3 separate regions of the Homo sapiens genome follow, and regions 2 and 3 are each linked to region 1. The links are chromatin contacts, found by Hi-C or POLR2A ChIA-PET in ENCODE. All regions are on one chromosome and are shown on one strand. Each heading gives the region's core, a stretch centred on a gene start or an enhancer-like site at or near the end of the contact. The rest is flanking DNA. Distances are from core to core; before and after follow the strand shown. Region 1 overlaps DLGAP1 (DLG associated protein 1). Region 2 overlaps DLGAP1 (DLG associated protein 1). Region 3 holds the start of DLGAP1-AS6 (DLGAP1 antisense RNA 6).

What was found. A loop is a pair of places that touch in the nucleus more often than their neighbours do. ChIA-PET counts read pairs that join two places held with the same protein, here RNA polymerase II (POLR2A). Pooled maps may share reads with other maps.
Region 2: a map of heart right ventricle shows a loop between it and region 1 (4-fold over the local background). The contact joins two enhancer-like sites. A Hi-C loop is called at or near these places in 34 of 168 maps with a recorded cell type or tissue (Caco-2, Calu3, G401 and 23 more), 1 of 37 single-sample maps with no recorded cell type and 24 of 50 pooled maps. POLR2A ChIA-PET finds 5 or more read pairs at or near these places in 1 of 52 experiments (K562).
Region 3: a pooled map shows a loop between it and region 1 (2.3-fold over the local background). The contact joins the promoter of DLGAP1-AS6 here to the enhancer-like site in region 1. A Hi-C loop is called at or near these places in 1 of 50 pooled maps. POLR2A ChIA-PET finds 5 or more read pairs at or near these places in 5 of 52 experiments (AG04450, HEK293, OCI-LY7 and 2 more).

Annotation. Positions count from the first base shown.
Region 1 is chr18:3,769,868-3,774,106 of GRCh38, reverse strand. All of the region lies in intron 5 of DLGAP1 (DLG associated protein 1), which reads left to right. Among named protein-coding and RNA genes, the nearest start is that of DLGAP1-AS3, 110 kb to the left of the region's middle. RefSeq lists a silencer at 2,481-2,700. Within about 2 kb of position 2,951, at least 16 of the 41 ENCODE cell types and tissues checked have a DNase peak (open chromatin) inside an H3K27ac peak, as active enhancers do; they include adrenal gland, dorsolateral prefrontal cortex and heart right ventricle, where a contact is called at or near this core.
Region 2 is chr18:3,701,289-3,705,510 of GRCh38, reverse strand. The region is part of intron 7 of DLGAP1 (DLG associated protein 1); the gene reads left to right. Among named protein-coding and RNA genes, the nearest start is that of DLGAP1-AS6, 50 kb to the right of the region's middle. Within about 2 kb of position 1,695, at least 5 of the 41 ENCODE cell types and tissues checked have a DNase peak (open chromatin) inside an H3K27ac peak, as active enhancers do; they include adrenal gland, dorsolateral prefrontal cortex and heart right ventricle, where a contact is called at or near this core.
Region 3 is chr18:3,650,428-3,654,441 of GRCh38, reverse strand. DLGAP1-AS6 (DLGAP1 antisense RNA 6) reads right to left here and starts at 1,412. Exons shown (of 3, transcript NR_188002.1): 1 at 1,231-1,412. All of the region lies in intron 7 of DLGAP1 (DLG associated protein 1), which reads left to right. RefSeq lists enhancers at 1,319-1,613, 659-1,858.

The DNA.
Region 1 (4,239 bases), core at 1,702-4,201:
CAGAAGTTGGCGACTGCTGCAGACCTTCCCTCAGAGAGCAGCTGAAAATTATTCCTATTAAGTAGGAGGAAGGAGGTGAGGTGGCAGCTGCTGGGAGATGTTGGGGAAGGTGAGCACCCCAATTTGAAAGTAGAAGACAAGGCAAAGAAGTCTCATTTCCCAGCTTGGATTCCCAATCACAGAAAAATATTTTTTGATTCTTCCTGTTACTTTTTAACTTGGCAATTGAATACTTCTAACATCTGACTGTCAGGCTACCTGGAAATATTAGCAGAAAGTTTATATCCATTTCCCTCTAATATATGCTTGAATTAATGTAGCACCAGTCTTTCGTGCTCCCAGAACACAGTGAAATAGATTTACAAATATGTGGCATGGAAAATCAGTTAAAAACAAATAGCACTTACTATCAGTTAAAAATGAATTTAGCTAGATGTTTTTATCAGTGTGGCAGGAAGTTATTTATGAACACTATTGTTAGGTACACCAGAACTTGCTCTGCCAGTTCTTGTTTTCAGCACTAGGGGATCAAAAGTCATCTTATCCAAAAGCAAACCAGATAACTGAAATCATCAATCCCAATTGCTCAATTCTTGCATGAATAACAATAAACTATTAACTATTCTAACTAATTAGGAAAACATTTTGTTCCTAGAGGGTACTGTTTGCACAGCGTTCCTTCCATAAATATTTATCTACTGTTCTTGCTGCCAACAATAGTTAGTCACCTGGTATATACAAAACACTGTGTTATGCTTGGTAGTATAATAAAACAAAACAAAAAAGATAAATTATCTGCTAATATTAGTTTATTACCAAATGTTCTTATATCCTGAGAGCCCAACAGAGTTTATGTGTGTGTCAGTTTATGAGTGTGTTATCGGTGAGTGAGTCAAATACAGGCAACAGAGCCCACCTAGAAACTGGTTTCCTTTTTTCAGTTCCCACGAGTTCCTTGTGTATCAATAGTGCCCTTTCACATTAAAAAAATAAAAAAAAATTTTTAAGTCCCATCTAAGAATACACAAGGAGCTCATTAAGAACTCCTTCATTCCAGTATTCTTTCAGCCTGATCTTAAAGCACAAGTAAAAATGTTCTCTTCTTTTAAATGGGCTCTGCCAAGTTAATTATGGACAGGAACACTAAGGTAAGGACCAGGGGCTCCGTTCAATACCATGCTGAAGAGGTGAGGCCCTCTGCCAAATGTTCACTGGAGTTATCGGGGGCTTAGAGTTGGTCTTTTCAAACTTTAGTGCAGTTAAGAATCACCTGGAAGTCCTGTTACAATGCAGATGCTAATTTAGCGGGTCTGAAGTGGGGCCTGTGATTCTGCATGCCTAACAAGCTCCCAGGGGGTGCCAATGCCACTGGTCCAAGAACCACATTTTGAATAGCCTGTTTTTAAAAACACCCTTAGAGCCTAAATTAATTGTTCTGGGGTGGGGCTCAGAAATTGAGGATATAATAATATTATTAATAAAATTCCCAAAATGATCACATGAATGTAAAATTCACAAAGCCTCCTTATTCCTAAATATATTAAAAGACGACAGGCAGCTACACTAGACCAGAAAGAAAAGAAAGAAAGAATACACAAGGAGCTCATTAAGATCTCCGGGACAGAAGAAAGAAAGAAAGAAAGAAAGAGGGGGGTGGGGGGGAGGGAGGGAGGGAGGAAGGAAGGAAAGAAAGAAAGAGAAAGAAAGAAAGAAAGAAAGAAAGAAAGAAAGAAAGAAAGAAAGAAAGAAAGAAAGAAAGAGAGAGAGAGAGAGAAGGAGAGAAAGGAAGGAAGGAAGGAGAGAAAGAAAGAAAAGGAGAAAAGGAGAGAAAGGAAGGAAAGAGAGAAAGAAAGGAAGGAAAGAAGGAAGGAGAGAAAGAAAAGAAAGAGAGAAAGAAAAGGAGAGAAGAAGAGAAAGGAAGGAAGGAGAGAAAGGAAGGAGAGAAAGAAAGGGAAGGAAGGAAGGAGAGAAAGAAAAGAAAAGAAAGAAAGGAAAGAAAAGAAAAGAAAGAAAGGCTTAGGTTTTAACTGTTTTTACCATCAGAGTCTATGGTTGTTATAAAATAGTCAAATATTGCAATCTATTCATAATTCTATTGTATTTTAAATTTGCGCTTCTGTTCCCGAAATAAGCTTCACCACTTGCAGCTTAAGCCACAGAAATGCGAACTCAGAAGGGACCGGGAGAGGAGAGAATGTTCTTTCAGCGTTAGAAATTTATCTTGTAAATAGAAGCTGGCAGTGGCCACATGGATTTTTTTTTTTTTTTCAGAGCTAGGGCAGGCAGTTAGTAGACCTCAGTTACAGCGTCAGCTCTGCCACTAACTAGCTAGTTAGACCCAGAGCTGCTCTGAGCCTTAATTTTTTATCCGTTGAAGGAGAGCCTTTGAAAGAAGATAACAGCAATCCAGGCCCCTGACATCCTTTGATTCTTTGATTAAGTCACCAACGTCAAACATGGAAAAACTTGAATGAGCAACTCGCTCAGGATTTCCTGGAAGGCACCCTGACTTGGAGAGTGGTATTATGCAAGTCCCGCAGTACACACGGCACGTCCCGCCCGGGCGGTCCTGCGCAGTCCTCAGCCTCGACCGCCCCCTGCCGGTCCTCCCCGGGACTGACGCCGCCACCCGCCCCCGGGCCGAGCGCGTCTCCGGGGAAACACAGACGCACTCTCAGCTCCCCTGGACCTACGCCGTCGTCCCCCCACCGTCCTTCCACGGGGGCGCAGGAAGGAGTGGGACGGAGCATCGGTGCCTTTTTCATTAGAATAGACACAAAGCCCAATTAATAAAGACCCAGAGAAGAGGAAGGGAAGAACAAGACCCAGGGGTTAGAAGAGAGAAGAACAAGAGCGGATTCTCAGCCATGGGACCGCAGCTTGTGAAAGGGGAGCTTTGTTTATTTATTGTCTAATCTCCTTGCTGCCCTGAGCTCGTGCAGCACGTTCCTTATCGGAATCTTGGGAGCTTGGGAATTTCCACAACAGAATATGTCGAATAGCTTATATTGCTAGCATAATAGAGTACATTTTGACCAGAAAGCTTTTATCCCTTTTCATGTGGTAGTGATTGTTCGGTGCTTCTCTATAGAAAAGTTAAACCATCCTCAATACGGTGAATATTATCTTTCCATTCTTTCACCCAAGGCATAAGAAATTACTATAATTTACCATGGCATAAAGGTAATAAAAGTGGGTAGAAGTCATCTTTCCAACACCTAAACACCTATCTGGAAAAGCTTTTGACCACCAACAGTACTCATTATTTCTGTCTTTGTACCTAATTGATTTAGTCAGAGTATCTGTGGCCATTTAAATACTATGTGATTCTGGTGATAATGGATTGATGGGGCATGTTTCCATTTCACTCACAAATGCTTTCAAATATACTTCTGCCTTATAGCGTATGCAATTATACTTTCTGTTCAGAATCTGTGAAGTTAATGATTCTTCACATTTCCTGGAAAACTTTTATGTTTTTGTTCAGATGAATGAGTAGTTATTTTCTCTAAGTATAAATTTCAGAGCTGTTGCATTTCTACAGCTAAAGCCCATGTAAAACATAGCCAATGAATGGGCATTCATCTGTGTTTCATGGCACATCAAAATGTATTTTAAATGCCTTTTCCTATGGCCACCTCCAGTCTTTTTTGCCTTAATTATGGCATCAAGGTGACTATTAGGAGTTTGCAGTAGCCAGTGATGTGGGGGTAAGGCAGGAGCAATATTCAGGACATGTGTCTGGTCATTAAGAAGTACCCAAATTTCTAGAGACTCAGAGAAGAATAAGAGGAAAATTCCACCACCTCCCTTCTCCTGCCTGCCTTCTCTCTCCCACAGTGACAGCACTGACCTATCAGACAGGGAAAATGGAAGATGCAGGCCTTATGCATAGTAGTGCCTGTCTCCAACCAGGTCCCAAGTCCACCCATGAGTACATTCTTCAAGTGTGCTCTTCTCACTGCCACACACACAGACCCTGGTTCATCATGGCAGACGTTTAAAAATTTGGAGACTAACTTGGTTCTACTTATTCTTAGGTACAAACTCAGTTCCAATGTCCAGCTTTGAACTAGATGGTGAACCACACTATTAGTTTTTCCTGCATCCTGACTCATTCATTGTCTGAAGGTGGGATTTTTTTAATTAAAATTTTATTTTGAGATTAAAATTATTTTGAGATAATTGTAGATTAACATGTAGTTGTAAAAATAGTACAGAGAGATCTCATGCACCTTA
Region 2 (4,222 bases), core at 446-2,945, 67 kb after region 1:
CTTTTATGAAGAATTATACTGCGACTAAATCAGTATGATATGTTTAGCTCCATATTTTCCAGCAAATTTTTAAGGGATAAATACAGATAACTCATTGCAACTATAATACTGCACCATACAAGCACAATGCTGTTGACAAGGAGGTATACAGAGCAAAGCAAAACTGCATTCTAACCCCCTGAAGTTTCCTGGAAAAAAAAAAAAAAAGTAGCCTGAAAAGTTGAAAATGTTTCTTTCCACAAAATAAACTGGAATAATCCCTTCATTTATTTTAGAGTCCTTTCAGATAGCCTTGCAGATGGTTCGCTGAAGTCATCATGCCAACAAAATTCGTTTGACTCAAAAATTTAAATAGCCCTACCAAATTATGTGTGTTTCTCTTCTAATAAAAAACTGAATGTCTTATTTCTATCTGCTAAGCTTATTCCACTCTGCAGTTTGTGAACTGAACTACAGAAATAACTCCTTAGAGATGCACACTTTTGTCCTCTATTACCCAATTCTGGAATCCCCAAATATAGTGTTATAAATGCTGACTTTTCTCATTTGCTTTTGCATGTATTCATGTCTTGTCTCTTTACACAAGACTGCTATCCAAAACATCCAAAAGGCATTAAATACTAATATTATGGAATCATAAAGGTGTTCTTTCTTCTTCTAATTGCATGCATTCCTGCCAGTCTCTATGACCACAGCTGAGTGACAGATAAAGCCCAAATTAAAAATACTTCCCTCTTGGCAAGATACCTCCAACCCAGTGGGCTGCTCAGTTGGAAAGCTGGGAAGTGGAGAGGCATGAGTCACTGTGTTCTCTCAGACATTTTAATTCAGAGTTGTTTAAGAAGATTTAAAAAAAAAAATCAAGCAATGGACCCCCAAAATGACCATTTCTCACTAAGTCATGAAATTTAATTTTTTCTTTTTCTTTTTTTTTTAGATGGAGTCTCGCTGTGTCACCCAGGCTGGAGTCTGGAGTGCAGTGGTGCAGTCTCGGCTCACTGCAACCTCTGCCTCCCGGGTTCAAGCGATTCTCCTGCCTCAGCCTCCCGAGTAGCTGGGATTACTGGCGCCTGCCACCACACCAGCTAATTTTTGTATTTTTAGTAGAGACAGGGTTTCACCATGTTGTCCAGGCTGGTCTCGAACTCCTGACCTCAAGTAATCCACCTGCCTCGACCTCCCAAAGTGCTGGGATTACAGGCATGAGCCACCACACCCGGTCAATTTTTTCTTTAATGTGGGAAACAGAATTGCCACCTCTCCCTGCAACACCTGAAAGGAAGCATGGTCTCTAGGCAAAGCCATTCTTGCCAACCTCTGGGGTCCCTGGCATGTGGCACTCAGCCCTTCCCGTGGGCCCCGCAGAGCATCCTCCTAGGGGCTAGGATGTGGAGAAATGCAGTGAGGTGACTCAGCTGCTGTGTCCTTTCTGCTGTCACTGCTGTCTTGTTTTTACATTTTTTAAAGTATCTGTTCTTGGGTGCTTATGGTTTTACAAAGCAGCCCTAATGTTCCCAATGGTATAATTGCCTGATATAGCCATGACTGCTGCTCTGGGAACTGTCAAGATTAGAAGCCCTGCCTGTGAAGGGGAACGTGGGGAGGAATTTGTATCATGTAGGGTGCAGTAATCTCCAAGGAAATTCTCTTCGCAAAAACCGTGTGTGGAAAGTCTCCCTCTGGCGGCTGCTGAGGTGTGTTCATAGGGGAAAGAATGCATGTCAACCGTAAATGGAGTCTGTGAAGCTGCAACTAAAATGTTTCCAGAAAAGAGGGCATTTGGTTGCATCTTCGGGAGGAAAATAAGAAACAATTCTTTTCTAGAATTAAAAAACAAAAACAAAAAACAAAAAAGAACGAAAAGAGAAGAAGAATGCAGAGAATGTGTCCATATCTAGTGAACTTTCAAATATCCCTCCGTCTTCTAAAAAGAAACAAGTGGACAACAGCCACTCGCTCTCCTCTGAACACACATCCTCCTCACACTCCTCCTTCTACAGAGATCAGGGCCACTGCACTTTCGTGCTTGAAGCAGTTCTGGGAATTTCTGTCCTCTATTTTCTGTGTCTGTCTAGTTCACTACCAGTCTCATTTATTTGTCCTTTATAGTATTTCTTTATGATACTTCTCATGTTTTCTTGCCCTTCCTATTAATTTCTCCAGCCTATGCATGGACAACTGCCCAGTGGCATTTGGAGTAAATGCAATAAAATTCAGAGCACGTGAATCAAAGGCTCTCAGTTGGCAAGTTCAGGTCTTTTGTCAGGACAGCGCCACATTCCATCCCAAGGACCAGCTATATCCGGTGATCCTGAGACACAATCTTGACACCACTTCAAAGATTCTGGAATTTGGAATTCAGGACCTCTAGTGCCATCATGTGCCTGGGTCCCCATCCTCCTTCCTAACCCTTGTTTTCCCTGAATGGCCTCATGACCTGTTGGCACCATCAGGCTCCACATCTTAACCAGCTCTGGGCTGATCCTGCCTTCACAGAATTGAGAACACTCCAGAGACCCTTGCTTGCCTTTGTCCTAGCAAGTAAGCTTTCATGTCAATTTCTAAGACAAAGTCTCCATCTTATACTCCTTTCTGGGACTTGGATCCCTGTCCTCTCTCTTCTCCCTCTGTCCCTTACTGCTTCCTGGATGAACTGCCTGTACCTGAGTGGCTGCAGGAGCGAGCCTGTCATTCTCCTCAACCCCACTGGTAAGGGGCCTGCCACTGGGCTGCCCTGACTTTTCAGTTGTTACTTATTCCTCATCCAGCAGCTGTCTCCTTCCAGATCTGAGCCCTCTGGCTCCCCACAGAGATTTACTTAAAGTCTTCCAGCTGTGTGATTTGCTAAGATGCCAGCTACCTTGTTGTATCTGATTACTTCTAAGATGATACATATAGGATCCCATAGCCTGCCTCGCTCCCCTGTCTCTCAAACCCAGGGAAGGGTCTAGGAAGAAGCCCAGGATCCTAGGGCGCCTGCATGCAGGAAGTCCACAACCCTGCCAGGCTCTCCCCTAGGGGTCTGTTGCTGCCTCTCTTGGGAACTTGTCTATTGCCATCCCATAGAAAGGTAGCAATTTATGCCTTCCTGGTTTTGATAACATTTCCCAAACATGTTTACTCCTGTGAAGCATATCCAATTGAGCACCATGAAGCACACCTGCTATTTTAAAATTCAAGGTAGACGTCAGGAGCGGCTTACGCCTGTAATCCCAGCACTTTGGGAAGCCGAGGTGGGCGGATCACCTGAGGTCAGGAGTTCGAGACCAACCTAGCCAACATGGTGAAACTTCATGCCGGGCGTGGTGGCAGACGCCTGTAATCCCAGCTACTTGGGAGGCTGAGGCAGGAGAATCGCTTGAACCCGGGAGGCAAAGGTTGCATTGAGCCGAGATTGTGCCATTGCCCTCCAGCATGGGGGACAAGTATGAGACTCTGTCTCAAAAGTAAATAAATAATTAATTTAATTAATTAAAATAAAGGTAGTGTCAGGGTACTCATACATAGAGAATAACATAAATGTATACATCTCAACCTTACCCCGATATCTTGGCACACATTTGAAATCTTAAACAGTCACTTCAAGAACTCCCTATGTCTCTCCGTCTCTCACACACACAGAGCCCCTCCTACGACTCTTCTCACTCTTGACTCTTGAGGTCATCTTGTCTTATCTCTCTCTATGTCCATCTGCCAGATCGCAGCAGAATTACCTCAATTCATCCTAGAGAAACAGGTCCCTCTTTGCTCTGAACCCAAAATATACCAACCCAGCTTCAGATGGTATCTTCTCTCTTCTTTATCACCCAAAGTCCAAACAGTCTCCTGGACTCAGCCCACAGAGCTTCTCTGCACCAACCTCTTCTCTACTTTAGACCCAAATGGACTCCTTGGCCATATTCTCTGCTGCTTTAGCTGAAACCACAGATTCTCCAACAACTTCTAATCTCTCAGATTCCTCAGCTCAACTAGCTGGCACCAAATTTATCACATAAGCATGGGTCGAATCCTTCTGCTTTGCCCGGCTTTTTTCTTTGATGTTGCAGCACTGTCATTCTCCTAATCACATATTATTATTTTAACATTCTTCAGCAACCAGGATTCTCAATGATTTGTAGGGAGGGACGTGATTGCTTTTGGAGGCCCCAACACAGGGTCATTGCTTTCCCTTCTCACCCTTAACGGGAACACCACACATAGACACTACAGAATGAAGAATAGC
Region 3 (4,014 bases), core at 163-2,662, 120 kb after region 1:
TTTAAAAGTCAGAAAGTCAAGAGAGCATTAAGTAATTTTAAAACTATTGTTTTGCTAGAGGTTATTAGTGGGTGTCATGGCTGGTCTACACCCCCAGGACAGGGTTTTGTTTTCTCCAGAAAGATGAGAGTTTGAGGGAAAACAAAGGCAGGAAGCAGAGTGACTGCTTGGGGCTAGTCCGGCAGCCTCTGGCCACCTTCCTCATCACTCAGCCTCCTCTGAGTCCCTGGGGCTCACAGGAAGTTCTCTGGAGTGGCTGCGGATACCAGAAGTCAGGCCCACTGCGACTGTTGCTTGAGCATCTTTTTGGGCAGCTTATTGTCTGAGGCTCGGGAGCATGCTGTGTTGTAACCGTGTTAGAATATATGTGTGCAGGGGCAATTTGGGAGTGCGGTTGTTGGGCTGGGGGGACGTGTGTTCCATGCATGCATTCTCAGTGCATCTGAAACGTGGAACTCTTACAAGCATGCTCAGTGGCACGTGTGTCGGACACTATCTCTTGATGAGAAATCAAACCTCAGATGGTCGGCCTTGCCACTGCTTAGCTAATTACCGTACTTGCAACTTTCCATCTGCAGAATGAATTCAAGGCAGCTTCGTGCAGCTTTTCATGTCAAAGAGTGTGCACATCAGTGGAAGAAATCCACTGTCAGAAATGAAACCGCTTTCCTTTTTTAAAAAAAAGAGACTCTGCTCTATATTATCCTAGAGCTCTGAAACTAGTATTAATATTTTAGGTAGATTCTCTTATTCTTTTCAAGGAAAAATAATTGTCAAAGTCCTAAGAGAAAAACAAACCAAGATTCCATTTGCCACTCCCTACCAAGTGTCTATGGCAGGCAGTTTTGTTTCTTCTTTTCTGGAGCAGGGGTGCCCTCTTCCGCACTGTGCAGCTTCATAGCAGCTTTTTAAATCAGCAAAAAGAAAAACCCATTTTGTGTCTCATGAATGCTAAGGTTAAAGGTGGAATGTCCTTTGAATTTAAACAGAAACACTCATCAATGCTTTGATTATTTTGCAATGAGGAAAAATAAGTGAATAGGGAAAAAGTTCAGTTTGAAAGAAATAATTGCAAAGTCTTATCGATAACACTGATGAATTCTCACCTCTGATTTTAGATTGATAATCCCAAACTCCGAGAAAATTGGGGTCAGAGAGAAACATCTAGACAGCAATTTGACGGAAGGGGGAAACAGTCGCACCAATGGCAGGGAAGGAAAAACCACTCACAGCAAGAATTCCACAAGAGTCTTCTAAATATTTCTCTGAATAAGGTCTTTTCTCTTGAAACTGGAGCAGGGAGATAGATGTTAGGTCTACATATTTTCACCAGTAGGGCCAAAACATTGGCCTTATCAAGGAGAAGTGGGAACACAGGTCATGGAAGAGCTGAGTCACCCCTGAGTCAGAATGACTCTGATATTCTATAGGCAGCTATTTATTTCCAGGGAAGGAGGGGCCACCCGAGCTGGAAACTCTTGGTCCAACCGAAGTGGTGTATTCAGACATGGGGAGTGGGAGTGTTCCAGCAGGCACAGGCCTGGAGGGACAAGATGAGCCAGCCGTGGTGGCAGGCTGATGCAAGTCTTTGCCAGTGATAAGCAGCATGTGTTCTGTGTTGAGACTTGTCTGCAAGGCGATTTGTTTATACCTCATAGGTGAGAATCTAAAACACCAAAAGGACATCACATTCTTTTGAAAGCCCGTATGAAAAAAATGAAGGTTGTCTTCTTTGGAAAAGTTCCACATTTCTAAATATAGGAACAGATGAGCCTCTCTGAAGAAATCAAATAAATGAGGGCTGGGTGCGGTGGTTCACACCTGTAATCCCAGCACTCTGGGAGGGCGAGGCAGGAAAATAGCTTGAGGCCAGGTATTCAAAGTTCAAGACGGCCGTGAGCCACAGAGCGAGTCCCCCTCATCTCTACAAAAAATATTTTGTAAAAGTTAGCTGGTTGTGGTGGCATACACCTGTAGTCCTAGCTACTTGGGAGTCTGAAGTGGCAGGACCAGTTGAGCTCAAGAGTTTGAGGCTACAGTGAGCTATGACTGCGCCACTGCACTCCAGCCTGGTCAACAGAGCGAGACCCTGTCTCTAAAATAAAAACTTTTTAAGGAAATTCTGTTGTTCATAGTATGACAAGCCAGGTGTCCAAAAACACCCCAAAGGGATTTAATGTATTAAAAATATTCCTAATGTATTGATGTCATTCCCTCTGTAGGTGAACTCTGCCTTTGTCATTGTGTCTTTCTTTCTTTTCTTTTTTTTTTTTTTTTTGATACAGAGTCTCGCTCTGTCGCCCAGGCTGGAGTGCAGTGTTGTGATCTCGGCTCACAGCAACCTCCACCTCCCAGGTTCAAGCAATTCTCGTGCCTCAGCCCCCTGAGTAGCTGGAACTACAGGCGCGCGCCACCACGCCCGGCTAACTTTTGCTTTTTGTTTTTTGTTGTTGTTGTTGTTGTTGTTGTGTTTGAGACAGTCTTGCTCTGTCTCCCAGGCTGGAGCGCAGTGGCGTGATCTCGGCTCGCTGCAACCTCCGCCTCCTGGGCTCAAGTGATTCTCCTGCCTCAGCCTCCCGAGTAGCTGGGATTACAGGTGCCCGCCACCACGCCCGGCTATTTTGTATTTATAGTAGAGACAGGGTTTCACCATGTTAGCCAGGCTGGTCTCGAACTCCTGACCTCAAGAGATCCACCCACCTCGGCCTCCCAAAGTGCTGGGATTACAGGCGTGAGCCACTGCACTCGGCCTCCCAAAGTGCTGGGATTACAGGCGTGAACCACTGCACCCGGCTTAATTTTTGTATTTTTAGTGGAGACGGGGGTTCGCCTTGTTGGCCAGGCTGGTCTCAAACTCCTGGCCTCAAGTGATCTGACCGCCTTGGCCTCCCAAAGTGCTGGAATTACAGGCATGAGCCACCTTGCCCAGCTGAATCTTTCTATTTTTAGAGCAAAGCCATGTGCTCAGCGTGTCAAGGTAGACTGTGGTAAATCCTTTAATAAACAGATGCTGATGGATTTACCACCAGTAGTAAACTGAGAATGAAGTTTCAACTTTTTGTTTGTTTGTTTGTTTTTGTTTTTTAGGCAGAGTCTTGCTCTATCGCCAGGCTAGAGTGCAGCGGCACATTGTCGGCTCCCTGCAACCTCCACCTCCTGGGTTCAAGCGATTCTCCTGCCTCAGCCTCCCAAGTAGCCGGGATTACAGGCGCCTGCCACCATGCCCAGCTAATTTTTGTATTTTTAGTAGAGAGGGGGTTTCACCATGTTGGCCAGGATGGTCTCGATCTCCTGACCTCATGATCCGCCCACCTCAGCCTCCCAAAGTGCTGGGATTCCAGGCGTGAGCCACCGTGCCCAGCCAACTTTGTTTTTTTGAGACAGAGTCTGGCTCTGTCGCCAGGCTGGAGTGCAGTGGTGTGATCTCGGCTCACTGCAACATCCAACTCCCTGGTTCAAGCAATTGTCCTGCCTCAGCCTCCCGAATAGCTGGGATTCCAGGCACGCATGACCACACCCAGCTAATTTTTGTATTTTAATAGAGACAGGGTTTCACCATGTTGGCCAGGATGGTCTCCAACTCCTGACCTCATGATCCGCCCACCTTGGCCTCCCAAAGTGCTGGGATTACAGGCGTGAGCAGCCATGCCTGGCCAGTTTCAACATTTTTACTACCGGAAATCAAAATGTTAGTCAGATAACTGACAGAGATAGGATAGAGCTATCTCCCAGAAGGAGTTCCTTCCTTCCTTCCACCAGCGTGGTAGGTGGCAGTGTGTCAGGAATACTAAATGGAATATTATAGAAACTGAGAACAAAACTCAAGAAACTTGTTTCTGCAAAGAAACCCAGACATCCTGTTTATAAAAATGACGTGGAGGCTGGAGCACCACACTAAACAAACGAATGTTCTCTTCTCAGATGTATCTTTACTTGTCATTATACTTTTGGCTAAACGTTTCTTTTTTCTTTCTTTCTTTTGTAGAGACAGGGTCTCTCTATGTTGCCCAGGGT